2 separate regions of the Homo sapiens genome follow, and region 2 is linked to region 1. A link is a loop called in an ENCODE intact Hi-C map of the cell type or tissue named here. Cell type or tissue: CD4-positive, alpha-beta T cell. All regions are shown on one strand. Links, peaks and the distances in the headings refer to the core of each region. The heading gives the core; the rest is flanking DNA. Region 1 overlaps RAB7B (RAB7B, member RAS oncogene family). Region 2 overlaps CDK18 (cyclin dependent kinase 18).

The links. Peaks named below come from ENCODE experiments on the same cell type or tissue, not always from the same donor. Only the 100,000 strongest peaks of a DNase experiment are listed, where the experiment ranks them.
Region 2: a loop joins it to region 1, with 4 times the contacts of the local background. A loop is called at or near these places in 4 of 110 quality-filtered maps.

Annotation. Positions count from the first base shown.
Region 1 is chr1:205,971,300-205,986,044 of GRCh38, reverse strand. It overlaps RAB7B (RAB7B, member RAS oncogene family), which reads left to right. Exons shown (of 6, transcript NM_001164522.3): 5 at 380-505; 6 at 7,117-9,305. The coding sequence ends at 7,194. It overlaps SLC26A9-AS1 (SLC26A9 and RAB7B antisense RNA 1), which reads right to left. Exons shown (of 4, transcript NR_110984.1): 3 at 14,261-14,358; 4 at 7,950-10,026. Among named protein-coding and RNA genes, the nearest start is that of RAB7B, 25 kb to the left of the region's middle. In CD4-positive, alpha-beta T cell, for the core only: CTCF peaks have their summits at 8,274 and 8,474 (motif pointing right); a DNase peak (open chromatin) is centred at 8,474.
Region 2 is chr1:205,525,540-205,540,284 of GRCh38, reverse strand. It overlaps CDK18 (cyclin dependent kinase 18), which reads right to left. Exons shown (of 16, transcript NM_212502.3): 6 at 14,106-14,220; 7 at 13,824-13,918; 8 at 13,448-13,510; 9 at 12,368-12,491; 10 at 12,117-12,237; 11 at 11,189-11,286; 12 at 10,856-10,961; 13 at 10,722-10,764; 14 at 9,936-10,026; 15 at 9,580-9,657; 16 at 7,495-8,941. The coding sequence ends at 8,907. Among named protein-coding and RNA genes, the nearest start is that of CDK18, 28 kb to the right of the region's middle. RefSeq lists an enhancer at 3,347-3,848 and a silencer at 11,033-11,152. In CD4-positive, alpha-beta T cell, for the core only: a CTCF peak has its summit at 11,139 (motif pointing left); a DNase peak (open chromatin) is centred at 11,154; H3K4me3 peaks cover 478 bases.

The sequences.
Region 1 (14,745 bases), core at 3,747-11,746:
CTTAGGAAGGCAACAAAGTGCAGTGGGCTGTAATTCCGCCAGGCCTGTGTTCAAATCCTGCTCAGCCTCACATACTCTGGGCAAGTTTTTTTTCTCCAGGCCTCCGTTTTTTCATCTGTGAAATGGAGCTAACAGTTCCCACCTCCTACATTTATATGTAAAGTTAGAGACACTTGGGAGGTTCTCAATAAATGGGAGTGGTGGTGGGCCTGGTGGGGATGGTGGGCCTGGTGGGCCTGGTGGGGATGGTGGGCCTGGTGGGGATGATGGGGATGGTGGGGATGGTGGGCCTGATGGGGATGGTGGGGATGTGATGGTGGCAATGGTGGTGATGGCGATGATAATACAGACACCACGCCTATTTCTTTCCCTCATTCAGGTACCCCAGGAAGTAGCTCAAGGCTGGTGTAGAGAGAAAGATATTCCTTACTTTGAAGTCAGTGCCAAGAATGACATCAATGTGGTGCAAGCGTTTGAGATGCTGGCCAGTAGGGCTCTGTCGAGGGTGAGTGGCTGTGGCGGCAGGACCTGCTGAGACCGCCCCTGGATTGGGGAGGGTCTCGGGAGCTTCCAGAGAAGAACATCTTGGGTGTGGGCAGGGATGTGGGTGGGACAGGATTGCTCATCGTCTCAGTTAATTAGTTATGGAATGGGTTTAACAGCACTCCAGCTCTGGAACCACAGAATGCCAGAGGTAGAAAGCTACCTTAGAGCATGCAGTCAGTGGTCTGTCAATCCAGCTAACTAACCAAATCCCTCGTGGAGTATCTAAAAACTCCAGTCCTGTACCTGAGCCCTGGAGATCCTAACGAGGAAGGGTTTGAGAAGTGATGGTCTAGTCCAATCTTCATTGGTGGGAGGTGCCAGGCATTCACCCAAGTGAAATATCAAACCTGTACGAGTTGCTGACATCTCCCAATCAAAAAGATGAATAGACGTAGACCCCTAGGTACGAAGGTTCGGCAAGAATGTGTTGAGTGTGTGGCAGGCACTGTACAGGCCTCAGGACCCTCTGTCTCAAGAGGCAGGCAGATAGGCCCCTAAGTGATTGCAATACAGTGTGGTCTGGTGGGGCAGGACTTAGGGGTAGGGTCTAGAGGAGGGGCTCACAGACAGCCCATGCTGCAGGGAAGGAGAGGGGGCTGGGAGGAGGCAGGGAGGAGGGAGAGGGAAGAAGGGAGTGGGAGAAGGGAGCAGTTTAGGTTGATGGCCAGGTTTCCAGCTTTGCAAATGAAGGGACAATGGATTAGTGATTCCATGAGCCAAGCAAGACAGGGAAAAAAGGAGAAAGCAGGGGCTTCATGACAGAAAGGGGCAATGACATTCATGTAAGCACATTGCGTTCAAGGTTCCTTGAGACACCAGGTAGAAAAGTCTGAATTCTGCAAGGAGGTGGGGAAGACCATGGAAGGCTGCCTGGAAGCAGTGGCGTGGTTTTAACGTCAGTCTGATGTGGAGTTTGGAAGCCCTGGGATTGGCATGGGGAGGGGCTCAGCTTGTGTCATCATTCTGCCACATCTCATCAACATGGGCCTTTTAGGAGAGGGGAAAGGATCATCGCAGCAATGGTTCTGAATTGAGGAAATGGGCAAATGAGGGTGGGGGACTGGAAGCTTCCCTTATGTGGAAGCATCCGCCGCCCTCATGGGATGCCCTCTGCAGCTGCTCTGGAAAGAAGTGCTCCAGGCCCCAGCGAGGGGTTGTCCCAGAGAGAAAGAGGCAGCAGCTACCTCTAGCGGCTGCTCAGGGAGAAGAGCCCAGCTAGGCATCCTCAGGCCTCACAGCCCTGATCTTAGGGTTCCCCCGACCCTCACTGGCTCTTGTTCTGCTTCTCCTCCAGCCCTCACTGTCTCGGGAAAGGAAAAGCAGAGAGGTGTCCCTCTCTTAGTGCTTGGTCAAGAAGTGTGGCTTTATTACATGGGCGGTGTAGTTGGCTCCTGAAGCACAGGCGTGCCTGCTCTTGCTGTCCTCCTGGAGTGCTGAGGAATGCTGTTTGACCTTGGTGGTGATATTGATCAATAATCCTCCACAAGCACAGTGCAGCGACTGCCAAATGCTTAGTCACCAGGAAGTGTCCATCAGCCCACAGCCCGTGTCTGTGCATGCTTAGCACCTGTCCTATCTGGGGAAGGAGTATCCTTTATTCTTCAAATGGTGTCCTTCCTACTATATTGTGGTTAAATCAGGTCCTTCTGACTGTGTCGCTGTTATGACATGGTGCTGTTAGTAGACAGTGGCTTGTCTGCTTGCATTTTTTTTATAACACCCTTTCTTGGCAAAAGAATAAATGGGTAGCAATCCATGTCGGTCCCCCATGTTTATGGGGCATGTGCACTGATCAGAAGTCTGGAGGTCACAGGTGTGGTACCTGTGATCAGACTGGCCTGGATTTGAATCCTCCCCTGGTTCTCTCAAGTGGACCCCTTGGCAAGACATATGACTATTCTGAGCTTCCATTTCCTCTCTATAAAATGAAAATAATTTGAGTCCATAAATATCCATTGAGTTGTCAGGCTAGAGCTGGAGACACAGCCCTCAGAGCACTTGAGGTCAGTAGAGTGAGACATCCATAAGTGACTGTCCCGGAGTGACATGAGTGCTGTGGGGGGTGTGATTAAGATGACAAGGTGACTCCCAGACAGCTGGTAGTGAGGATGAGTGAGGATGCCTGCTGGGAGAAGTGACATGTCAGAAAGTTTGGAAGGTAATTCACAGTTTGCAGGTGGAGATGGTAGGCCATGGTGGGTGTAAGCCGGAGGGGAAGAAGGGCAGAGAGAAGGCCAAGGCCAGAGACCCAGGCATGAGTTCCTGGGGCTTATAGGAGACACCTACTGTAGGTCATGTTGGCAAGAAGACACCTGGCGTGGAGGAATGTCAGAGCACGGGGACATAGTTAGTGATGAAGCCAGCAAGGCCACCAAGGCCTCGTGAACCCCGACTAGGAGTGCAGATGCCATACCACAGGCCCACGCCTTCCAGATGGTGCTGCTAGGCTGCCCGAGGTGCTCAGGAGCTCACCCAGGACCTTGAAACCCAACAGGGCACAACTTTCTGCAGTGTCTTTGTTACTTAGAAATTTGCAGGAGAAACGTTCACATAAAAACAAACACACTTAACTAGGGCATAGAATGTAAAATTCACATCAATTCTTAAGATGAAACAGAAGTTTACAAATACAGATTTTGAGGTCAAAGAAAAGTTTTCAGAGGCATTTCCTATAAGGAACTTGCCTTCCTTCCCAGGGAGATTGTGGGCTCATTTGCTCCAGCCCAGGGTGTTTTGAGAGGAGAATGTGGGAGGCGCTTCTATAATAAGGAGTGAGCCCCCAGCTGGGGTGGAAAGAGCTGGGCCTCTGAAGTCGGAACGATCTGGCTTTATACTCAGCTCTACCTCTCATTGTGTGTCCCTGAGCAAGTCATGAAGCCTCTCTAAGCCACCACTTCCCTAACTTTAAAGTACAGATAATAATATCTTCCCTATGAGGTTACTGTGAGGGTTAAATAAAATGCTATTGTAGTGCAGAGAGGGCATTACATGCTGTTTTAAAATGGAGCTGCATCATAGGGTTTTCAGCAAGGGAGCTTCGTGCTGCCGAGAGGATGAGCGCCATGGGTGATGATGAAGAGGCTACTGCAATAGTCCAGGTGTGAGAGGATAGAGCTGGCAAGGTGAGGGTGAATTAAAGAGACTTTGGAGGTAGAAACATCAGGAGCTGATGATGATCAAATGCAGGGAGAAAGGAACAGGAGCAGTTTAGGCTGATGACCAGGTTTCTAGCTTGGCAAATGAAGGGACAATGGATTAGTGATTCCATGAGCCAAGCAATACGGGGAACAAAGGAGAAAGCAGGAGCTTCATGAGAGAAAGGGATAATGACGTCCATGTGAGCACATTGCATTCAAGGATCCTCGAGACACCAGGTGGAAACGTCTGAGTTCTGCAAGTGAGCCTTGTAGTAAAGAGAGCAATATGTGAGGCACCTGCTGAGAGCAGAGTAGGTGTTCAGTTAACATACTGAAAGAGACCGGAGTAGGTGTTAACATTGTGAAAGAAACCAGAGTAGGTGTTCAGCTAACATTCTGAAAGAAACCAGAGTAGGTGTTCGGTTAACATTGTGAAGGAAATCACAGTAGGTTTTCAATTAACATTGTGAAAGAAATCAGAGTAGGTGTTCAGTTAATATTCTGAAAGAGACCACAGTAGGAGTTCAGTTAACATTGTGAAAGAAACCAGAGTAGGTGTTCAGTTAACATTCTGAAGGAGACCACAGTAGGTGTTCAGCTAACATTCTGAAAGAAACCAGAGTAGGTGTTCAGTTAACATTGTGAAGGAAATCACAGTAGGTGTTCAGTTAACATTGTGAAAGAAACCAGAGTAGGTGTTCAGTTAATATTCTGAAAGAGACCACAGTAGGTGTTCAGTTAACATTGTGAAAGAAACCAGAGTAGGTGTTCAGTTAACATTCTGAAAGAGACCACAGTAGGAGTTCAGTTAACATTGTGAAAGAAACCAGAGTAGGTGTTCAGTTAACATTGTGAAAGAAATCACAGTAGGTGTTCAGTTAACATTGTGAAAGAAATCAGAGTAGGTGTTCAGTTAATTATCTGAAAGAGACCAGAGTAGGTGTTCAGTTAACATTCTGAAAGAGAACAGAGTAGGTGTTCAGTTAACATTCTGAAAGGAAAGGTAGATTACTTTAGTAACCAATTTAGCCACATTCAAGGATTAGGTATTTAGTTGTTCCAAAATATGACGAAGGATGCCCTAATAATTAAAGAAGAGATATCCACCAGCTTTGGAAGATATGGGGTGGTGAGGTTTTGCTCCAGAAAGTTAGCAATGCTGGCTGGGCATGGTGGCTCACACCTGTAATCCCAGCATTTTGGGATTACATCCGGCAAGGCAGATGGATTGTTTGAGCCCATGAGTTCCAGACCAGCCTGGGTGAAACCCCATCTCTACTAAAAATATAAAAAACTAGGTGGGCATGGTGGCACATGCCTGTAGTCCCAGCTACTTGGGAGGCTAAGGTGGGAGGATCACCTGAGCCCAGGAAGTCAGGCCATGGTGAGCCATGATTGTGCCACTGCACTCCAGCCTGGGCCACAGGAGTGAGACCCTGTCAAAGAAAGGAAGAAAGGGGAAGGGGAAGCGGAGGAGGTGAAGGGGAAGGGGGAGGGGAAGGGGAGGAAAGGGGAGGGAAAGGGGGAGGGGAAGGGGAGGGAGGGGGAGGGGAAGGAAAAATTAGCAATACCATCCCTGCTGGGGCTTTTCAGGCCCAGCTCCAGTAGCATGAGATATTGCCTAGAGGCCCAGTTCTTTTGGGGTTAATTGGAAAAAGACAGAATCACCACATCCAGTGGAGGGAAGTGGGCTGGCTGGCAGCTGCTCAGTGAATCACAGCAGCTTTACATGGTCCTCAGGATGCAGGACTTAAGGCAAGGCCACTGAGGTGGCCAGACTGGGGGAACAGAGACAGACTCCCACAGTCACACCCCCACTGAAATGCTGCAAGCATTGGAATAGTGTTGTATTACTTGTACAGTTAGATTCACAAGTTGTCAAGAGGCCTGGGGCCTGGAGAACAGAATGACATAGAAACCTAATTATGGCCTGGAGGTTTTGCAGGAAATCTGAGGAACAAGATGCTGCCATTGTCAAGTGAAAATGATGTCATTAACGGAAAGAGCTCAGCGATGACTTGCACCCGGGGAGGGTGCAGATGTCATTAGGGCAACACTAGCATGAAAACCTCAGGCTTTGCCCATGCAACAAATGAGGACATTTCTCACACCTACCCCAGATGGTGCTCACTCTGCTAGTCCCAAGATCCTACCAGGGTGGGGGGTGAGAGATGGGGGATCCCCAAGAAACCAACTCCGTGACGAAGGGCTGGACCCAGGTTCAGCACCACAAGCTCTGTGCCATCGGGGTACATTACTGCTCAGTCTGGGGGTGGCAGTGAGTGATGGGGTGTCAGAGGATCTTCTTATGTATTTGGGGGCACCACCATCATCAAGGTGCAGGAGGCAAGGCTGGACACCACCTCCTGAGGTCTAGGGTCATGAGCATTAAGGATTTGGTGGATATTCACCAGCTGGGTGTCTGGCCTGAGCCTGGGAACTGCCGGGGAGATAAAATCAGAGACAAGGAGGCAGCACCCCTGTCCCTGGAAGTTGCCCCCTGAGAAGGACACTTGAGATGGACTGCCAGGGACAATTTTGCGTGATACACAGGATGCTCTGCCCCTGCTCAGGTCCATGCCAATGTAGCACAAACCCCTTCCACGTAGAGTGAATGCTCATCACTCACCCCGAGGCCCACAGTACTGGCTGTGGGAGGAACATGAACGCGATTGAGCTCTGTGACTAGCAGAGGCCATAGCAGCGTGAAGAGATGGGATCCCTTGAAGAAGAAAGTCTTCAGCCTGAGGAACCCATCTGCTTAAAGAAGGGCCCCCTCCTCCATACCACCCCAACCCCTGAACTGGGGAGGGGGGGCAGGCTCTTGGTGAGAAGTGGAGCCAGCTGGAAAGGCAGAAGCTTGGCAGACCGAGAAGGGGCTTCCTCTGGACCCTTGTTGGGACAAGAGAGACTGGAGAAGCAAAAGGGCCCGGGAGAAACATTGAGTCCATTTTAGGGAGGGCTGCCTGGATGTGGCCAGGACAGAGGACCGACTGGGCTTTTCTAGGCATGAGTAGGGGAGGCTGAGAGGTGGACAGGATGAAAAGGAGGTTGGGGGTATTGGGATATTTGCAGGAAGAGGTCTCCAGGAGAAATGAGGAGTGGCCGTCACCTCTCTGCCTAAGCCCAAATGACACCTCAGCTGTCCCCTCTGGAGAATGGAAAGTTATAGGACATGGCTGGAGGTCAGGAGACTTGGGCCGCTAATTCAGACACTGACCTGCTCTGGGCTCCTGGGAAGAGGCTGGAGGGGAGACACAGGGAAGAAGGAGGGTGGGGAACACCAGTGGCTTCCCTGTCTGGGCCTCAGTTTCCCAGAAGTATAATGGGGAGGAAACAAGAGCCCAGGCTCTGAGGCCCACTAAGAAATGAAGGGCGGGCGGTGCACTCTGTATCTCAGGACATGAATGCCGGCCTCTCTTTCCTTCCCCAGTACCAGAGCATCTTAGAAAATCACCTCACAGAATCCATCAAGCTCTCGCCAGACCAGTCAAGGAGCAGATGCTGCTGACCTCCAGACGCCTGCTCTGGAAGCCCAGAAACAGAGCCTGCCCCGAGCCTGGTCACCCCAGGCTTGAGAACAGGTGACCATCCCCCTCCAGCCCCACTGCCTGCCCAAGCACAGTGCAGGGGGCCTAAGCTCTGCGGCAGAGCCCTTGACCCTGGTGCTGGGCCCAGAGTCAGAGGGCAGCCCCTGGCTCAGGCTGAGTATAGTGAGAGCGTCTGGATGAAGCCCGGAATGTCAGAGCCAAACCCTGGTCCTGCAGAAGTCACCGTTTCCGCAGTGGCTCCAGCTTTCCCCACCCATCCACCCCTCAAACACTCCCGCTCCAGAACACACATCTCCGCAGACCGGCCACTGATTGGAGTCTGGTTACATCCTCCTGTGGACAGACCTTCCTCACCCGCTCCCACCTCACACCCCTCAGCCACAAGCAAAGCTTTGGACAATGGCACAGCTCAGCCTCCTTCAACGAGCAGACTAAGGAGTAAAGGTCTGGACCCCACATGCTGGGCCCGCCTCAGCTCCTGGCAGAAGCTGTCGTGCCTGAGACCCCCTCTGCTCCCTCCAGGGTAGAAGACTGAGGGAGCACAGGAGAAGCCACAAGGGACCATGGCTCATTCCTCCTTGCTGGGTGCTCAGGCAACTCACATAAATCTCTGAGTCTCAATTTGTTTATCTGTCCTGTGGGGGTGAGATGTGCCTTGCCCCCTGTATCACAGTGTGGTTTTGAGGACCAGAAGCTGTGCTTAAATCCAGTAGCTGTTGTCAATATGCATTTATTTACTTCTTTGACAAGTTTATTTTTGCGTATCTACTATGTACGATGCATTGAAGTCCAGTGACAAACAAAACACAGGGACTCTGCCCTCCTGGAGCCGACATCTGGTGAGGGAGAGACGCAGACTCTAGACAGATATTTCCAAATAGCAGGTAAGTGCTATAAACAAAGGGAAACAGGGTAATGGGATAGAGTGACAGGGGGTGGGATGAGTTGCTATTTTAGATGAAGTGGTCCAGGAGGGCTTCCCTGAGGAGGTGGCATTTGGTCTGAGGGCTAGAGAATGAGAAAGCAGCTGTCACCTGAGAGCTGGAGAAAGAACATTCCAGGGAGAGGGAGCATCAAGACCCAAAGCCCTGAGGCAAAAACAAGCTTGCCATGTTCCAGGAACAGTGAAAGGACATCCATTGACCTAATACTCAAAGCTGCTGTCCCAAAGACAAAGCAAAGGGGACCCAGCTCCCTTGGGTGGCTCCTAGATGCTCTGCTGCCTGACCACCAGAGGGCAGCAGTGCTCCTTCTCTTCCAGGCTGAGCAGAAAGTGGATGCTCATGAAGGTTTTAGGAGCTGGGGTTTTGTCCTTCAGATGCTCAAAGCTTGTTCATGGGCTTGGAGGCATGTTTAGCCCTTTGGGATTTGTAAGGCAGAGAATTCCAATTTCTTAAGCCTAGTAAGAAATGAGCAAAAACTTCAATATATATGACTCAGGCAAGAAATCAGCATCTGTGGCAAATACTAGAATGAAATGCAAGAAAGCTCACTGCAAGGAGTCTCCCTCCCTGCAGATTCCAAGGCTGGAATCTTTTTCTTCTGGCTCCAGGCAGCACAGACAGGGCCTAGCCTGGAGAGGGTGGACAAGATGTCCTCTCAGGGTCTTCAATGGCCAAGTCCATGCCCACTGCAGAATCTTTCTGTCTACCCGTAAGTATCCTTTCCTGAGTTCCAGGCAAAGCTGGGGATGTTAGCCTATGACTGTCATCTGACTTGGAAGGTACACCTAGGGGCCGGGGGGAGGTCAGCAGGGGAGTTTGGGAGCCACTTCTCCCCCCACGTGGCACTGGAGTGTGAACTGGCTCATTCTGGACACCAGCATGGAGCCAGCACGGGAACAGGGGGGCAGCCTAGAGCACAAGCTCTATCTGTGTCCTTCAGAGCTCCTGGGAAACATGATGCGCCCTCATGGGAATGGCATTTTGCATATCACACAGGCTGTCCTGGGAGTCAGGCAGACTGGATTGTCACGTGCGGTGTGCATGCAGCAGCTTGTGCACTGCAGTGGACCTGTGGACCATTTCTAAAGGTGCACAACAAATAATAAATGTGTCCTTCTTTGTTTTTATCTTTTGTGCGACTTAGATTTTATATTTTTAAAAATACATCTACGTGGTTCGATATGAAAAAGATACTAAAGGGCAGACAACTAAAAGTGAACTGAGACTGGCTACATAATTTACAGAACCCGGTGCAAAATGGAGATCCGGGTCTCTTGTTCAGACATTATTGAGTTTCAAGACAGCAACAACAGAGCCTACGATCAAGGATGGGCCCCACTGAGGGCAGGTCACTCATTCATGGAATCAATCCTTAGCAAACAATGAGTCTCAGACACACTGAAGCTAGAATGGAAAAGATTCTGAGTCTGCAAGAGGCAGAGCCACGCTCAGATTCAATAGGAGTTCCAAACCACACATTTTGCACCTTCTTCAGACTCAGGAGCCAGGACAGAATGTTCCAAATGCAGGGTGGGGATTGCAGGGGCTGAGAACCTGCAGCCTCTGTTCTGTCACAACCAGGGGACATCTCAACCCATCCCCCAGGCAGAGGAAACTGAGCCAACAATCAGGGCCACATAGAGGTCCTCCCTACGCACCACCCCCCATCCCACTCCCACCCTGCTCCCAAGTCTGGGACTGGCCCTCAGTGTCCACCCCAGCAGGTATAGGAATTGGCAGAGGGAGGCAGCATCTGGAGGCTGTGACTTCAGGCCGGGACAAGTGGCACCCACTGGAGCCTGGTTGGGGGTGTACAGGCAGCGCTTCTGGGGTCCTTCATCACCATCCCTGTAAAGAAGAGGGTCAGGATGAATAAGAGCACCCCATGCCCTGCACAGCCCCACTGCGAGGCACAGCTCCAGGCTGCCACTGAGCAACAGATAATCCAGGCCAGGGCTCTGGGTGGCACACGCCCTTGGGGCTTGGGAAAAAACAAAACCAAATCTTATCACCAAATAAACCTGGGCTGGGCCTGGGTGGGTGCCAAACCGCCCACGGGGATTTTGGGAAATGCTGACTGTTCCTGCCATTTGCTCCCACTCAGCAGAAGTCCCCAACCCTCACTGAGTGTTTGGTGGCCTGTCCTGTCCACCAGCCACAGGCAATGCCTCAAGCAGGTCCCTGCAAGGTCAGGCACCAGGCAGCACCCATGGCGTGGGAGTCCTGGGACCGCACAGTCCAATGGGGTCCACAAAACAGTCACGCCGGCAGTGACACCGGACTGGCTGAGAGGTGTGTGGCAGCCTAGCCGTGACAGTGGGCTGTGCGCACTCCGGGAGGCTCCCTAGGTGCGATGGGGATGGGCCAGGCTAGGCAGGAAGTTGAACTCCTGCAGAGGGTCAATGGCCCGTACCAAGATTGTGTACGTGTCTGAGGGTGGTGTGTGTTGTGTGTGGAGGGTGGGTGGTATGTGGTATGTGTGTGTCTTTGATGTGTCTGTGTGTGTGTGTGGTATGTGTATGGTGTGTGGTATGTGTGATGTATATGTTCTGTGTGTACAGTATGCTGTGCGTTTGCGGTGTGTGTGGTATGTGTGTATGATGTGTGTTTGTATGTGGTGTGTATTGGTGGGGTCTGTGAATGAGGGTGTGGGTGGGTGGGTGTAGGTGGCATGTGTGATGTGTGTGGTGTGATGTGTGTGGTGTGTATGTGGTGTGTGGGTATGTGCATGTGTGGTGTGTGTGGTGTGATGTGCATATGTATGTGGTGTGCATGTGTATGATGTGTGGTGTGTATGTATGTGTGCATGTGTGCTGTATGTACTGTGATGTGTATGTAAGTGGTGTGTAAGGTGTGTGTGTGCATGTGTGTAGTATGTGGCGTGTGCATGTGTGGTGTGTGTGGTATGTTTGTGGTGTGAGTGCTGTGTGTGGTATGTGTGATGTAATGTGTGTGTACGTTTCTGTTGTGTGTGAAGGGTGTGGGGGTAGTATGTGTGGTGTAATGTGTGTGTATGTGGTGTGTGGTGTGAGGTGTATGTATGTATGTGTGCACGTGTGTGTGGTATGTGGTGTGTGTATGTGTAGTGTGTTGTGTGTGTATAGTATGTGTGGTGTAATGTGTGTGTATGTGGTGTGCAGTGTGGTATGTGGTATGTCCATATGTGGTGTGGTGTGTAGGGGTGTGTGGGGTGTGTGTGTGGTATGTGTGGTGTAGTGTGTGTGTATGTGGTGTGTGCATGTGGAGTGTGTTGTGTGTGTGGTGTGGTGTGTGTATGTATGAGGTGTGGAGTGTCTGTGTATGTGCGTGTGTGTGCATGTGTGTGGTATGTGGTGTGTGCATATGATGTGTGTGTATGTGTGGTGTGTGTGGTGTATGTATGATGTGTGGTGTGCATGATGTCTGTGTTGTGTGTGAATGGTATGTTTGTGGTGTGTGGTGTTCGTCGTGTGGTGTGGGTGGGGTCTGTGTGTGTGAGTGTGGGTGGGTGTGGGTGGGTGTGCTGTGTTTGCATGTGTGGTGTGTGGTGTGTGTGTGGAGGGGTGTGTATGTGGTGTGTGGATACATGCATGTGTGGTGTGATGTGCCCATGTATGTGGTGTGCATGTGCATATGTGGTGTGGTGTATGTACGTTTGCATGTGTGGTGTAGTGTGATGTGTGTATGTATGTGATGTATGTGGTGTGGTGTGTGCCTGTGCGTAGTATGTGGTGTGTGTGATGTGTGTGTGGTATGTGTGGTGTAATGTGTGTGTGGTGTGGGGGATGTGTATGGAGGGTGTGTGGGTGTGTGGTGTAATGTGTGTGTGGTATGTGTGGTGTAATGTGTGTGTATGTGGTGTGTGGGGTGTATGTGTGCACATATGTGTGCGGTATATGGTGTGTGCATGTGTAGTGTGTATGGTGTAATATGTGTGTATGTGGTGTGTGTGTTTGTGCGTATATGTGTGCATATGTGTGTGGTGCGTAGTGTGGTGTGTGGGGTGTGTGTGGTATTTGTGTTGTAATGTGTGTGTGTGGTGTAGGGTGTGGTATGTTGTGTGTGCACGTGTGGTATGTTGTGTGGTGTGCAGTGTGAGGGGTGTGTGTGTATGAGAGGTGTAATTGTGTGTGTGGTGTGCGGTGTGGTATGTGGTGTGTGCATGTGTGGTGTGTGTGTGATGTAGTGTGTGTGTATGTGGTGTGAAGGGTGTATGCATGGTGTGAATGTTTGTGGTGTGTGGTGTGGTATGTAGTGTGTGTGTGTGGTGTAGTGTGTATGTGTGTATGTAGTGTGCAGTGTGAGGGGTTTGTGTGTATGTGTGGTATGATGTGTGTGTGGTGTGCGGTGCAGTATGTGGTGTGTGCAGGTGTGTGTATGTGTGTGGTGTAGTGTGTGTGGTGTGCAGTGAGGAGTGTGTATGTGTATGTGGTGTGTGATGTGGCGTGTACATGTGTGGTGTGTGTGGTGTAGTGTGTGTGTTTGTGGTGTGCAGTGTGAGGGGTGTGTGTATGCATGGTGTGATGTGTGTGTGTGGTGTGGTATGTGGTGTGTGCATGTGTGTTATGTGTGTGTGTATGTGTGGTGTGTGGTGTGGAATGTGGTGTGTGCATGTGTGGTGTGTGTGTTTTGTGTGTGTGGTGTGCGGTGTGAAATGTGGTGTGTGCATTTGTGGTGTTTGTGTGGAGTAGTGTGTGTGTGGTGTGCGGTGTGAAGGGTGTGTGTGTGTGCATGGTGTGCTGTGTGTGTGGTGTGCAGTGTGGTATGTGGGGTATGCATATGGTGTGTGTGTGTGGTGTGCGGTGTGGAATGTGGTGTGTGCATGTGTGGTGTAGTGTGTGTGTATGTGGTGTGTGGTGTGATGGGTGTGTGTATGCATGTTGTGTGTGTGTGATGTGCGGTGTGGTATATGGTGTGTGTATGTGTGTGGGGGTGTATGTGTGGGGAGTAGTGTAGTGTGTGTGTGTATGCGGTGTGCGGTGTGATGGGTGTGTGTGTATGCATGGTGTGATGTGTGTGTGTGGTGTGCGGTGTGGTATGCGGTGTGTGCATGTGGTGTGTGTGTGGTGTGTGTTGTGTGTGTGTGTGTGATGGGGTGGGGAGTGGGCTGAGAAGGCAGGAAGGCAGAGTGCCTGCTGGAGTACGGACACCATGGCTGAGGGGTAAGGTGGGGGCAGCACCGCAGCAGATGAAGGGATGGGTCTGGACAGCACCACTGCCCTGAGCCTTACTTGTATCAGAGTCTCAGAGGAGCCCAGGGACGGGGTCATTTGCCTCATTTTAGATGAGAGGACTGAGGCTTCCTCTCCCTCCCGGTCAAATCCAACCAAGTCCTGCCAACACCACCCTCATTATCTCTCGGTCCACCTATTTCCTCCAGGTAGCCTTCCCTGACCCCCAGACCGGGTTAGGGGCCCCACCATGTGCCCACCCCCTACTCTCCCTTATCACAGTGCTAGAGCATGAGCTCTGCTAGGACAGAAGCGCCACGGGGCAGGGATTTTCATGGGTTTTGTTTTCTGTCATCTCCCCTCTGCCAAGAGCAATGCTTGACAAGCAGTTGGTACTTCATATTTTTGGAATGAATAGCTCCTGCGATAGTTCATCATAATTGTTTGTCTATTTGCCCTTAGGCTGTAGTCTCCTTGAAGGCAGGACCTCTTTTGATTCATCATTTTGACCCCAGCACCCAGCAAAGAGATTGGTGCACAGTAAGTGAGAAATATTGGTGGAATAGAATAGAAAATTAACGCAGCTATTTAAAAAGAATAATGAAATGTTTATTATGATGATATGGACTAGACATCTAAGATACCTCTTTATGAGAAAAGGCAATGGTAGAATCATATGTATAGTATGCTATCTTTCCTGTAACAGGGGGCTTTAATAAGACTGTATATTCATATTTGCTCATAATTTTAAAAACTTGGCCAGGCACAGTGGCTCATGCCTGTAATCCCAGCATTTTGGCAGGCCAAGGCCAGTGGATCAGTTGAGCCCAAGAGTTTGAGACCAGCCTGGGCAATATGACAAAACCCCATGTCTACAAAAAGCAAAGCAAAACAAAAAATATAAAAAAGTAGCCAGGCCTGGTGGTGCTCACCTGTAGTCCCAGCTACTCAGGAGGTTGAGGCCGGAGGATGGCTTGAGCCCAGGAGTTCCAAGCTGCAGTGATCCGTGACTGCACCACTGCACTCCAGCCTGGGCAACAGAGTGAGACCCTGTAAGAAATAACACACACCAAAAACAAAACAAAACCCTATTCTAGAAGGACATACAACAAAAGTGATGACCTTCAATAAAAGGGAGCAGGCAAGTGGGAGTGAGTAGTGGGAACAAGACTTTCCCTCATATAGTTTTATACTTTGAACTTCCAGCTCTTTGAATGCATTACCCAATCAAAAATGTAAAAGAAGGACATAAATATTAGTAGAAGGCAAGGGAGTGAGAAGGAGGAAGAACAAGCAGGGAGAGGGGTGGAATCCCAGCCAGGATCTAGGTGCCTCCAGTCAGTCACATCACATGCCCTTGAATCCAAGGCTGACAAATTTAGATTCCGCTGCAAGAGAAGGACATGCATTAAAAATC
Region 2 (14,745 bases), core at 6,168-14,167, 450 kb after region 1:
ACATCGGTATCTGTTAGAGTAAGGGACACCAGAATTCCCAAACTCTAATGGCATTTTGGGAGGACAGGTAGTTCTCCATAGACAGAAAGGGTTTTATTCACTTGTGTGCCCCACGGAACCATTCCTCCTTTTAGTAAGAAGCCTTTGCCTCCTGGTCACAGCCCTCACAGTGAAACAGAGAAGGTGGGTGATGCCTGCTTCTACCCTCAGGGAAAGATGACATAACAACAGCTTACACTGTGTAATGCTTTCTACATGACCAGTAAATTCTGCGTGCTCTTCTTCTTCTTATTCTTCCTCTTCCTCTTCCTCTTCCTCCTCCTCCTCCTCCTTCTCCTCCTTCTTCTTCTTCTTCTTTTTTTTTTTTGAGACGGAGTCTTGCTCTGTTGCCTAAGCTGGGGTGCCGTGGCGCAATCTTGGCTCACCACAACCTCCGCCTCCCAGTTCAAGCGATTCTCCTGCCTCAGCCTCCTGGGTAGCTGGGATTACAGGTGTGCATCACCATGCCTGGCTAATTTTTGTATTTTTAGTAGAGACGGGGTTTCTCTATGTTGGTTGGCCAGGCTGGTCTCGAATTCCTGACCTTGTGATCTGCTCGCCTCGGCCTCCCAAAGTGCTGGGATTACAGGTGTGAGCCACCGTGCCTGGGCTCTGCGTGCTTTTCATGTACTAATTCATTTAATCCACACTCATCCTATGATCACCCCATTTTGTAGGTGGGGAAACTGAGGCAGAGAGAAGCCATGCGATGTGGCTAAGTTCATACAACTAGGATGTGGTGGTGCCAGGACTTAGGCTGAGGCAGCCTGGCACAGCACTGCCTCTATTGCTTATAAATCTCAACCTCGCCCCACCCCCACTCATCTTCTACAGAGAAGCCAGGCAGTAAATTCCATTACCAAGTGGAACACTGGCTGGAGGTGTGGAATCACAGGTGGCTGAAGGTACCCACTCAAGGCATCTGCCCAAGGCAGGAAACAGTACTGAGCCCTAACCTCTGGCCCCATCTCCTGTTCCCTGAGGTGGCCCTCCTACTCTCATCAACTCGAGCTTTAAGAATCTCAGATTGTGGGCTGGGCATGGTGGCTCATGACTGTAATCCCAGCACTTTGGGAGGCCGAGGCAGGTGGATCACTTGAGGCCAGGAGTTCAAGACCAATCTGGTCAACAGGGCGAAACCCCATCTCCACTAAAAATACAAAAATTAACTGGGCATGGTGGCACATGCCTGTAATCCCAGCTACTTGGGAGGCTGAAGCATGAGAATCGCTTGAACCCAGAAGGCAGAGGTTGTAGTGAGCCAAGATCATGCCACTGCACTCCAGCCTAGGCAACAGAGTGAGACTGTCTCAAAAAAAAGAAAAAAAAGTCCCAGATTAGTTCATTCCCACACCCCAGAATCAGTCTCAGGTCCTGAAAAGCCAAGTCTGGCCTCAAAGCCAGTGACAGGCCTGAGAGGATACCCCTGGCATCCTGGAATCCAAGGAGAAGGGTGTTTGCAAGCCCAGGATCATGCTTTGCCACATTCCTCTGGCTTCTCTGAGGAAGGTATCTCATCTGCCAGTTACACCTTGCTACTCCGCACAGCAAAAAAGAAAGATCCAAGGAATAGGGTCAGGCCAGGTGCAGATCTGGCTGCTGGCTCCTCAGGAACCTGGCAAGACATACCAGAGGCAGTGATGCCCCTGGAATTCCCAAGTGGTTTCCCAGTCTGGGGGACAAAGCACTTACTACCTCAAGAGGCAGCGGATCCACTTTGAGTGACGCCTGACCCAGTGCCTTTTATCATAAATTCTCTTTCCATGTTTACTTCCCCAGCTACGTTTAAAGCTTCCGTGGAGAAAAAACTCTGGGCTGAGGTCATTTTAAAAGTCTTGCAAAATCTTTTAAGTAGGATGTTCTTAATACATTCTTGCTGATTGAGATCTTATCAAGAGTGAAGAATGCAAGAAATAAAAGCATATGATCTTCCACTTTACTTCCAGGAGGGAGGAAGCTGGAATTCCTGCTTGTGGAGAAGTGGGTGGGAGTGTGCAGAGTGAGGATGTGAAGCTCACTCACCTAGCACTCTGGGTCAGGCCCCTCCTGAATATTCATTCTCTTTTTGTCTTTTTTTTTTTTTTTTTTTTTTTGAGACAGGGTCTCACTCTGTCACCCAGGCTGGAGTGCAGTGGCACGATCTCAGCTCACTGCATCCTCCACCTCCTGGGTTCAAACAATTCTCCTGTCTCAGCCTCCCAAGTAGCTGGGATTACAGGGGTCCACCACCACGCCCGGCTAATTTTTGTATTTTTAATAGAGATGGGGCTTCACCATGTTGGCCAGGCTGGTCTCGAACTCCTGGCCTCAAGTGATTCACCCGCCTCGGCCTCCAAAAGGGCTGGGATTACAGGCATGAGACACTGCGCCCGGCCTGAATATTCATTCTTAAATCCTCACAACCTTGTGAAATAGGTGTTATCACTATCTCCGTTTTACAGAGAGGGAAACTGAGGCACAGAGCAGTTAAGGAACATTCCCAAGGTGACACAGCTTGCAAGCCGTAGAGCTGGGATTTGAATCCAAGTCTGTGATTTTGGAGCCTGTGTGTTATTTCCCTGGTTGTTCAAGATTCCTTCTTCCCAGGAACCTAGGACTTAGCCAATCTCTCCTCCAGGGAAAACATGAGGACATTAAAACATTTTATTGTTCTTGAAAAAAAAAAAAACCTTAGGAAATTTTAATAGAATGACTAATGGACAACTGTCTTTCCCCCAAGTAGCTGAGACCTTAAGAAGCTGAGAGGAAGAAAAGATTATCCTAGCCGCCTCTGAGATGCTGAGCTCCTGGGAGTGGGGTCTAAGTCAGGGTCAAGTTTGTATCCTGGGTACTGAAAACAGAGCCTGGCACAGAGTCTGGAACCATCTGATGGATAATGAGTAAATTAGGGAGGGAGGAGCTCTGGAGGAGACAGGAAGATGAGGAACTGGGCTAGAAGTTTCTAGCCCAGAAAGGGGCAAGCAGGAGTGCTGACCACATGCAGGAGGGCAGCGGGGATCCTCCCTGCCACGCCCTGTCCATGCTTCAGCTCTCCATGTTTGCGTCACATCACCAGGAAGGGCCCAGGGATGCAGGAGCAAGGGTTGATGCTTGGCATTGAGAACACATCTCAGGGACTGGAGGCTTGGGTTGATTCAAGGGAGAGGCTGCAAAATCTCCTTCCTTAGACAAGAGGCTGGGTCAAATTATTGATCTCTGGGTTTCAGTATTACTCAGGGCCGCCCACTGAGTAATACCTAGTGCCCCCAAGGGGCACTGAGAGAAGTAAAAAGAAGCAGGAAGAAGGAAGAGGAGAAAACAAGGGAGGAAGCGGGAGTGGCCACGTGGCACCTGCAATCTCATCAGAGCTGCCCTTGGCCCCACCCGTCCTGTCTAGGAGAATTGGCACACACTCCCTGGAGTCTGGGCACTGACCATCAGCAATGATGCCAGCCACCGGGCCTCCACAGCTAGGGCGGGAGCAGGGCCCTGGTGCCCAATGATGCTTTTAGTTGGCAGATGGTGGGAGGTTCTGAGGGTCCGGAAGAGGGGCTGAGTCATCACTCAGGGGGCACTTGGTGGGGTGGGGGATAGTGACTTTTGCCCAACCCCCAGGTGTCAACTGGCTGCCTGTCAGACAATGCTTTTAGGTGACCAGAAGGCAAGGATTTCCCAGTCCCTGGAAACCAGATGCCCATCCTCCATGCAAACAAGTGAGGTGGAGTGTCCGTGCCAGTGCCCACACCTGCCCGGAGGCAGCTGCTCAGGTAGGCTGACCTGGGTTGTAATTGACAGTCCACCTTACTCCCTGTGTGGCCATGCAGGTCACCTAACCCTAGAGCCTCTGTGGCCCTCCCTGGGATTAGGATGACAGTCCCTCTCGCAGCAACACAGGAGAGCAGGTGCTTCCCTTCTCCCTTCCCACCACACCTGCTGCTGCTCTACCACCACCTGGGGGATCCTTCCTCTCCCTGCCCCATCACCCTCCTTATAGGGGCTGACATCTCCTATTTGACCCTCTGAGCCTTTAAAAACAGAGGCCAGTGGCTTCCCATCTCAGAATAAAATCCAGAACCCGTACCACAGCCCGCAAGACCCCGCACGAGTGAGCGGTTCTCAACCCTGGATACATGTTAGGGTCATCTGAATCAATCTGAGCTGGGGCCGGATGGCAGTGGATCTTAAGCACTTCCCAGGTGGATCTAATGGGCAGAGCCACTGCCCCACATGATACATCCCTCCTGCCATGCTGCCTGGCTCACTGTGCCCTGGCCTCACTGCCTCTCACTCATTCTCAAGTACGTTCACCTCAGGGCCTTTGTTGGAATACTCTGTCCCTGGCTGTCCACCTGGCCCCCTTACACAACATAGCTCACTTTTTTTTTTTTTTTTTTTTTTTTTGGTACAGGGTCTCACTCCATTGCCCAGGCTGGATGGTAGTGGCATGATCACTGCTCACTGCGGCTCGACCTGGGTTCAAGTGATCCTCCTACCTCAGCCTCCTGAGTAGCTGAGACTACAGGCATGAGCCGTCACACCCAGCTAATTTTTTTTTAAATAGAGACGGGGTCTCGCTATGTTGCCCAGGCTGATCTCAAACCCTTGGGCTCAAGCGATCTGCCTGCCTTGGCATCCCAAAGTGCCAGAATTACAGGTGTGAGCCACCACGCCCAGCCCATAGCTCATTTTTGATGGAGAGGTCCCTCCCTGACCAGGCAGTTCCCCTCCCTATGCCATCACATTCTTCCCCCTCAAACCTGCCCCTGCCTTATTTTGTCTCATCACACTTATGACCCCTTGATATGCCTGTTGGTTTGGATAACGTCTTATACCCCCCACTGGAACATAAGCTCTATGAGAGTAGGGCTTGGCCATCTTGTTCACGGCTGTATCCTCAGTGCCTAGCACAGCACCGGGTGCACAGTGGGTTCTTGAGAAAACCTGTTGTAATCAAGGCCATCTCTGCCGGCAGGTCTGAGCTTCTGGAAGGTAGGGGTGGAATGTCATGCATCTTGGTGTCCCTGGCATCTAGCACAGGGCCAGGCATGGAGGAGGCTGTGGCTAATTCATGGTGCTGATGATTTGCTCTGGAGATAGAGGGGCTCACTGGGGTGCTGTAGAGTGTCACGGCCAAAAGCAAGGGTCTGAGCAGTGATAGAGGTGGGGAGATGGCCCAAAGGAGGCTGGGATGCTTCAAGAAGGGAGGAAAGGAGCAGGCCTGCAACAGTGTCTGACACTTGGCTGACCCAGGGGGCCTAGCAGGGTAGAGGAGTGGTGGCCTATTAGACATCAGCCCTGACCACTGGACCCAGAGAGTAGGGGCAGGGTGAATGGGAGCCCACAGGAGGGTGGGGCAGGGGAGAGCGAGCTCCAGGTCCCACCGGGGTGCAAGATGATGTGGGCAGTGCCAAGCACAGGAGCTGATATCACCCCCACCCTGTAGAGTTCAGCAAATAGGACATTTTGTCTGAAGCTGCAGGGCTGCTACATGCCTCAAATGCCCCTGCCAAGTGGCCATGGTGGAGGGGACGGCATCTGCACCCTGGATATTCCTGACCTGTCCCAGAAGCAGGCAGGTGACAAGTGAGGCCTGAGGGGGAATGACTTGTAAAAGGCTGCTTTGGGCCGGGGATTCCAGCAGAATGGGGCAGGCTCCTGTTTTTGAGAGTCACCGGCATAAGGAAATGATTGCAGGGGTGCCCAGGAAACCGAGGGCTCCAGGACACTGGGTTGGGTTGTAGCTCAGCCTGGTCCCTGGGAGCCCAGTGGCAGCTCATGGCCAAAATCACTCAGCCCCTCTTCACACCCGAACCCAGCTTCCTTCTCCGGAGCCATCACTTTTTGAGCACCAATCATATCCAAGGCCTGGTGTAGGCCTGTCCAGCTGAGTTCCACACCCCCAGGCTGGCCGGCACTCCCAGCCCTGGCAGCTTTCTAGGGCAGAAGCTCAGCATGCCTGATGTCAGAAGCCCCTAGGTGTGTGCCTCCTCAGCAGGGCCACAGCTGCAGCAGCAAGAACGGCTGCCCCCAGCGACTCTGGGCCACCTCTGCCTGCCACAAGAGTTGCCTTGCAAAGTGCTCCTCAAGGCAGCATCTGCCCATATCCTTCCTTGTGTGTTTTCCTCCCTCCAGGGCCTCTGCACTATCTCCACCTCACCCTCCCCACGCCTCCCACTCCTTAAAGACCACAGGGCTGGGGGGCAGACACCTGGGATTCTAATTTGGTATGTGACCCCAGGCTACCCCTGGGAGGCTCCTGTCCTCATCTGCAAAGTGGGGAGAAAGGGGGGTTTCTATGAGGATTCAGTGAGACAATGCCTGGGCACAGGGCTGCCTGGCACCCAGCAGGGAACTTAATAAATGTCTGGTTTCCAATTCCCACCAATGCATTTCCCAGCCCTTCTCCTCCCCTCAAGCACTAATTGTCTGAGTTACGACCCTACTTTGGTGTCTGGCTGCCTACAAGCAAAGTGAGGAGGTCTCCTTCGGTAGAACTGGTGCTGAGCTGAGAATGGAGCCCTGGCCCGCCCCTTACTTCCAGAGCCTTGGGAGACATCATCAACCTCAGCATCAGCTTCCTCCTCTGGAAAGCAGCCACCCTCTTAAGTAACTGCAAACCATGCCGGCAAACTGCAAAGTGCTTAAGGCCAGGCATGAGGACAGGTCAGGAGGCAGGGTTTCGGGCCTGGCATTCTCAGAGTGGTCTCGGGAAGAACAAACCTGGACACCGAACTGGACAACAGCAGGACTCTGAGCACTTTGGGAGCTGTGTATGATGTGTTGCGGGGGTGGGTTGTGTCCAGATCAAAGGTGGGGAGGCGGTCTAGGCAGCAGCAGGAGGTGTATTCGAGGTCTGCAGCAATTCTTGCAGAGCCTGAATTACAGTGAGGCCCACACCCTCGTCCTGCTGCCCTGGCCTTGGCCATCTCCCATGTCAACCTCATCTTGATCTTGCCTACCTCCCTCCCCAGAAGCCAGGGGGCCATTTGGCATCAGGAACACAGGGATTAGCTGCACGGCCAGACCCCAGACCCCCGCCCAGGGGTCCCTCTTTGCTCTCCTGGCCAGCCCCACCCCACAGGCACCAACTTGGGCCAATGCCAGGCCACAGGTCAGACTCCCAGGCCTGGGACTCCTCTGCCCACCCACAACAACCACTGATGCTCCTCAGCAAGAGCCAACTTCTGGCTCTGAACGCAGCAGCACCCAGGATACAGCAAGGTGAATGCTAGGCACTCGTCCCACAGCCTGGGGTGTAGGGGAGGTCAGAGATACACACAAATCAAACTCTCTCCTCACTATATATATATATATATATATATATATATACACACACACACACACACACACACACACACACACATACACACAAGCACACCCCACCCACACTCATTAGGCCTGGAGGGGGGACTTCAGTTCTCCATCTTTGGCATCAATCTATCAAAGTCAGCTTTTCTGTACGAGACTGCTCGCTCCTTTCTGTACATGAATTAAATATATTATCTGTCTCTGCACTGAGTCACACGACGTTCACAGTACCGTGGGGAGGAGTGGAGGGTGGGGGCCTGAGGTGGGCAGGGCAGGGGGCCTGGGTAGAAAGGCGAGGCTGGCCTCCCCTTGGCCTGTGCCATTCAGGATCAGCCCAGTGTTGAGGAGACCTGGGGGATACAGAGGGGAGCCTTCTTCAGGGGCCCCGGCCACCCAGGCTTCCAGCCCCCGGAGGCAAGCCTCTCAGCATCAGAGCCTGCTCCTGTTCCACGTTCCTCTCCCTCAGATGGTGGCATCTACACCTCTCCCTGTCGTGGCCGCCCTCTGGGGTGGCAGGGGCTGGGGGAAGCTGGTATTGGGATCAGGTGGACAGAGCCACAAGGGCTGGGAAGGAAGGATGGGGAGGCTGTGCGAGCCTTCGGGAGCTGAGGTCAGCCTGGCACCAGTGTCAGGGTGACTCTGCATATCTGGGTGCCGTCCCCAGGACCCTGACCAGGCCTGGCTAATCAGAGCCCTGGGATGATAAGGTAAGCAGGAGCCACCTCGGGAAGGGGTGGACAGGCAGGAGCCGGTCACAGCTCCAAGGGCAGTGAGTACGGTACCACCTGCCAATTTAAGGCAACTCCATTCAGACTGATGAGCTGGGCGGGGGCTGGCTGAGGTGGCAGGCGTGCAACTGGCGGTCCCAGGCCACCTCTGGACACAGCTGGGCATCCAAGCATGCCAGCAAAGCGTATGCCGGCACTGCTCAGCCATGGTTCAAGCCAGAGGGTGTCGGGGAATGAGGGTAGGGTAGGGCTGATGGAAAGAGTGGGGACTACTATTCCTTCTGTTGCTGTGGGACACCTGCCAGGTGGGGTAGGCTTTGGCACACATGTGGGTACCTAGGATTCCAGGGTCCCAGAGAACATGCCATGTCTCTTCTTGCTCTCAGAGGGGAAAAAGATGAAACGTGTGTGGGCTCCAAGGGGCCAGAAAGGGGGACTACCAAACTGGCACTAGGCAGGTCCTGGGGGAGGAGGGTAGAGCCTGTATCCAGGGCAGAGTGCCCATCCTGGCGCCTTGATTCTGTCATCCGTGTGCATCCCACGCAGGTGCCCAAACACCAGGGTGGGAGAGGGTACGAGGACCGCCCCCCCCTCATGTCCTCTCAGGGAAGCAGCTTATGCCAGCCCCAACGTGGGTAAAGGAGGGGTTGGTATGCAGGTGAGGGCTACTGGGGAGGCACACGGGAAGCACAAAGAAGAAACAGCCGTGGCCAGAAGGGCTGCCAAGCGGTCTTCCAGGCTGGCTGTCAGCCCTCGTTCTTCAGTCCTCCGAGGGCCACACAGGCTCCATCCTACCCGAATTTGTGCTCCATGTGATCTCTTGTCCCTTGGCCACAGCAAGGTGGGCGTGGCTCAGAAGATGCTCTGCCGCCTGTTCTTCCCTCGTCCTGGAGAATGGAGAAGAGGTGGGGCTGCAGGGAGGAGGCTGGGCTGACGGGTACCCCAGGTCAGCAGGGACAGTCGCTGTCCCCCAGAGCTGCTCTGACAGAGCAAGCAAGGGCATGCAAACAGGAGCCGGTCTGACCTGGTGTCAAATCCCATCTCTGCTACTTACTAGCTGCATGAACTTGTGACTTAACCTCCCAGAGCCTCAGTTTCATTGACTATGAAATGGGGAATATTAATAGTACTAGCTTCAAGGGGTATTTTAAGGATTAAAGAAGACGATGCATGGAAAGCATTTGTCAATGTCCAAGGCCATTGACTGTTCTAGGAACAAAGTACCGTTCTCCCAGGATGGAATCTGATTAGAGAGCTCAGGGTTTGCAGAGAGAATGCACCAGAGACAGCATGCCTCTTTGCCAGGGCTACTGTCAAATGCAATGTCCTGTCTGGGGTGGAGGGTTGAGGAGGGAAGAGCTGGACGAGGAAGTCTAGGCAGGAGAAACCAACCCCTTCTCTGCTCCCCAAAGAGTCCAAAGGGAAGCCAGTGGTGGGGGGACCATGGGAGTCCCCACTGGGGAGGGGTCGCCTGCTCTGGCTTCCACTAACAAGGGGAGGGGTCCAGGAGAGCACAAGCCCCTACCTGGCTGCTGGAAGGCCAAGCCTCGGTAGCCTGGGTCCTTCTGGAGCTGGATCTCCTTCAGGGAGAAGATGGAGGCAGCTGGGGGAGAGAAGTGCATAGTCTGGAGAGGGCTGCGTGGAGCTGGCCTCCAGTAAGGACTGGCCCAGAAGGACCAACTGAGCCCTCGAGGCAGCGTCTCATTTCCACTGTTTGCCCCCTCAATTTGGAATGAGAACCCCAGCAGGGGAGGCAAGGTGCCCGGGGCTGCTCTGCTGGGGCTGGGGCCTCTGGCCTCTTTGTTCTGGTTCTTCTGCCCACACTCACCAACCCCTTTCCTTGGTTCTGGGTGGCCCTGCTCCCGGACCCCCAGTACTCACTGTCTTCAAGCTGGTGCACACGCTCTCCCAGAGACCGGAAGTAGGAGTGACTCAGGGCAGCCTCTGCTGACATGCGACTCTTGGATTCATACTGAAAGGCACAGGGTGGGGCTATTGGGCCCGGCTGGGGGGCTGCAAACCCTCTGGGCAGCAGGACTCCAGTGCTGGTTAGAGCACCAAGGTGGGTGAGGCTTGAGGCTAACAGGAGAAGCCCCAGGTCAGCCTCCAGCCCCTACCACAAACCCAACCTCAGGCCATCTCAAGACTCAGGGGAAGGCTCCTCGGTCTCCAGCCACCAGGAAAAACCAGAAATGAAACTTCAGGAGAGTGACCTTCTCTTGGGATAGAAATACAGATGCAAACCAACCATGATCAGATGGAGAACATCCGTAACAGGAAGCGTAGTGCCGATAACAACCCTTCATCGTGTGCCTTACAAGACAGGCACCACACTAAGTGTGTCCCGTCATCTCAATGTATCCTCACGGCCATCTTATAAAATAGGTATTAATCCCACTTTGCAGCTGAGGAAACTGAGGCATGGAGGAGCTCTGTAACTTGCCCAGAGCTACACAGCTAAGTAACGGGTTTGGGCTCGCAGTGCACAGACTCCAGAGGATGTGTATGGAGGCCACCCCTTGGCCTTGGGGGTGGAGAGTACAGGGGAGATGTTTCAAAGACGTGTAAGCACACGAGCCACAGAAGTTGGGGCGTAGGCCCGGCATGGGGCACAGGGACCTGGCTCTTTGGCTGCCTCTCCCTGGGCCCCGCCGGGAGGACACTCACCAGGAGCAGGCTGCTCAGGAGGTGGATGCCATCCGTATCCAACCTGCAAGGAGAAGGCGCGGACACAGGCTGTGCCTGATTGGGGATGGGAGAGCCAGGGCCGCAGCAGGAGGGGCGGCGGGCGCAGGGGCTACCTGGGCGCGTGGTTGATGAGCGGCTGCGGGAGGTAGCAGGGGAAGCTGTAGGTGCGGAACTCAGAGAAGGCGGTCACGCCGGGCCACGTCTCTTCTGTGGGGGTCCCTGGGGAGACGAGAGAGGGTGGGGAGGGCCTGCGTGAGGCCCAGGGCCAAGGCCGACTTGAAAGGGATGCAATGTATGAGGTGGGAGCAAAGATGGCCGAGGCCACAGGGGGTCCCCGCCCGGGAGAGAGGCGGCCGAGCCGCTCCTCCCCGTCCCGCTCCGCGCCTGGGCTGGAGGAGTTCCGGCGCCCCCTGGTGGTGAGAGGGACGGAGCAGCGGGAGACTGACCGAGGAGGCGAAAGATGAGGTGCAGCTCCTCCTTGACTGTGGAGCCCGGGAAGAGGGGCCTCCCTGTGGCCATCTCGTAGTGGATGCAGCCCACGCCCCTGCGAGGAGCAAGGGGTAGGGTCGGCATCAGGCAGGGGCGGCCGCCCTTCCTAGGGCTGCTCCACCAGGGCACCAATGACGACCTGCCACAGGCGGCTGCAGGGATCGTGGCTCTGGCGGCGGAGGGGTGGCCCAGGGCAGTGGAGGCTCCTAGAACTGCCCAGCCCCCACTACAGCCCCTCTCTGGGGGGCTTCCCTGGGCTCGGGAAAGCTGCGACTTTCACTCTGTGAGGAAAGTCCCCTTTCACTCTGTGAGGTTTGGGTCTGTGCAGCCAGCGCCCATGTGGCAATTCTCTCAGCAGTGTTGTCTCAAACTCTCTCCACTGTGTGCCCCACTGGAAGAGAAGTACATAAATCCATTCTCCTGGGGAACCTTGGGGCGGAGTCACAGCAGCCATTCATAACCACCGGCGGCTTGGCTTGCAATTTGGGCTGATTTTTCATTTTACACCAAATCATACACTTGTTCATTTTAACATAAAAATAGTACTTCTCTTTCAAAATTTTCACTGGGACTGATGCTTGGGGAAGATTCATCGTATTTACTATAGGGGCCCTCCTGGACCCTCTGGGTCTCTGGTAACCCCCCACAGGCCTCTGGGGGAGGATTTCAAATGCACAGGCTTGGGGGTCTATTTAAGCCAGGGAAACCCTAACCTATTATATTTCAGACCTAATTTTTTAACATCCATTTCAGCAGGATGTCACAAGGCTTTTAGGCAAAGGAAGTTAGGCAGTTCTTCCCCGAGGCCCTTGGGGAAGCAAAGGAGAGTCTGGAGGTGTGGCCAGGCCTGTCCTCCCCTCCTCGGTCCCCACAGTGCTCACTCACCACATATCAATGGGGGTGGAGTACTCTGTGGATCCCAGCAGCACATCGGGGGGCCTGTACCACAGGGTCACCACCTCATTGGAGTAAGTCTTTGTGGGCACTGACTTGGCCCTGGCCAGTCCTGGGGGCAGACATGTCACTGGACCTCTGTCCACAGGTGCTGTGGGGTTGACTGCTATGCCCTCCCCCACTGCACCCACACCCTGAGGCACCCCAGTAGCGTCAGACCCCCACCCTAGCCCCAGCCTCACCAAAGTCGGCCAGCTTCAGCTCCCCCCTCTCGTTGATGAGCAGGTTCTGGGGCTTCAGGTCCCGGTGCAGGATCTTGCGGTGGTGACAGTAGGCGAGGCCCCGGAGCAGCTGGAACATGAAAATCTGGGGGAGGGGGAAGAGAAATGTGGGGTGGAAGGTGGCCCTGAGCCTCTGCTCCAAGGCTGGGACCAGGATGGGGGCAGGGGCTTGGCAGTGAGGTCAGCACAAGCCCCTCATTCTCCTGCACACCCTGCAGCCCCCATCCTGGACCCCACCCACACCAGGGAATCCCATCCAGAGGGGAGGACAGCAGGGGTGCAGAGGACGCAGTGAGTGTGGGGGAGGCCAGCGAAGTCTCAGTCAGGAGCACGGGGGTCAGGATGCCCGCCTATGTGGAGACATATGTGCTTGATCCCTTTTTTTTTTTTTTTTCTTTTAGAGTCAGGGTTTTACTCTGTCACCCAGGCTGGAGTGCAGTGGTGTGATCATGGCTCACTGCAGCCTCAACCTCCCGGGCTCAAGTGGCCCTCCTGCCTCAGCCTCTCAAGCAGCTGGGACTATGGGTGCACGCTACTGTGCCCGGCTAATTTTTCAATTTTTAGTAGAGATGAGGTCTTGCCATGTTGCCCAGGCTGGTCTCAAACTCCTGGGCTCAAGCCATCTTCCTGCCTTGGCCTCCCAGTGCTGGGATTACAGGCGTGGGCCACCATGCCCAGCCTTGATTCTTTAACAAACACCAGGAGAGGTCATTCATAACCCCGAGCTTCCCCAGAAGCCTCCCTGCATTTTGGCAGGTAGCTCACACTCCCATTTGACAGACTGGGAAACTGATGTTCAGAGTTGAGAGTGGGTTTTATACCAACAGCTAGACAGTGGCAGACAGTGTGTGTCTGTTCTTGGGGTAAAGCGCTCAACCCAGTTCCTGGACTCGTTGATGGCATTGCCCTCTCCCTCTTTCCTACGTGGGAAGGTCTGAGCCACCTCAGCAGCCGGATCCCTGGTGGTGAGAGTGGGTCCCCACACTGGGCTTCTGGACAGGTGGCTGCCAAGATGGGGGGACCCTGCCCCCGAGGCCTCACCTTGACGTTGTGCATGCTCATGAGGTTCCCACAGTGGTCCAGATACTGCTTCAGGTCACTGTCCTGGAACACAGAGCGTGGCTCAGTCCTGCCCCACGCTGACCCCTGGCCAGAAGCCCAGACACAGGCTGAGGAGAGGAAGCCCCTCCCTGGGAAGGGCCCACGCCCACTAGTGGGACAGGTCCCTGGCTCGAGCCACCCGTAAGCCTGAGCTCTTGGCCCACTCCTGCACGGGAGCATCTGAAAATCTGATTCCAGAACAAGGCCTGGGTCGCCCTCATCCCACTACTCCCACTCCCTCAGCTTCCCACTCCCCTACCCACACCCCGTTTCCACCACAAGAGGGAGAGGCGGCCAGCCCCAGCCGGACTCTCACCAGGTACTCAAACACCAGGGTGAGGGACCGATCTGTGTGGATGAGGTCATGCAGGGTCACAATATTGGCGTGCTTCAGGTTCTTCAGCAGAGACACTGTGAGGAGACAGATCCACCTGGGTCCCTAGGACCCCATGTGTCCCCATACCCTCTTTTCTTGGGGTCAGCGCCAGGAGTCCCATTCCAGCAATGATCCTCTACCCCCAGCTCCCACAAGGGTGCAGGCTGGTGAACCCCTCCTCCTGAAGCCCCCAGGGGAGCGTGGGAGCCTAGGATGCTGTACCCTCTCGGATGGCAGTGCAGGGCGCTCCCTCCTCGTGCTCCAGCCGGATCTCTTTCAGGGCCACAAGGTTCTCCGTCAGTTTGCTGCGCCCTTTGAAGACTGTGGCATAGGTGCCCTGGGATGGAGGGCCACAGCGGCCCCAGGCGCATTCAGGTGCTGCTGGCCTCTGTCCAGTGCCTCCCCATTTGTGCCTCTGCCTGGGCTACGACTGGGGCCTGAGTGCCCTTCCTCCCTTTACTGACATGCTGTTTCCTCCAAAGCCTACTTCCTCCAGGAAGCATCCCTAATGACTCCCCAGTCGGAGTGAATCCGTCCTTCCTCTAAGCCCCAGCACGCCGCGTGCCCGTCTATGATAACACCAGGTTTTTTCTTCCTTATACGATGCTGATGTTTACACAGAGGTCACCTCTTTGGGCTCCTGGAGGGAAAGGGCTGTGTGTTCCCTCTCTCTATAAACCTTCACCCACCCCAGGCCTCTGCACAGTGACAACAAAAATAGCTAAGTGACACAGCACTTCCTATGTGCCAGGCATTGTCTGTGTGCCGTACATAAGCTGATTACAGTAACCTGCCCAATCCTCACAATAACCCTATGTGATAGGACAATTACTGTCTCATTGGACAGAGGAAGAAACTGAGG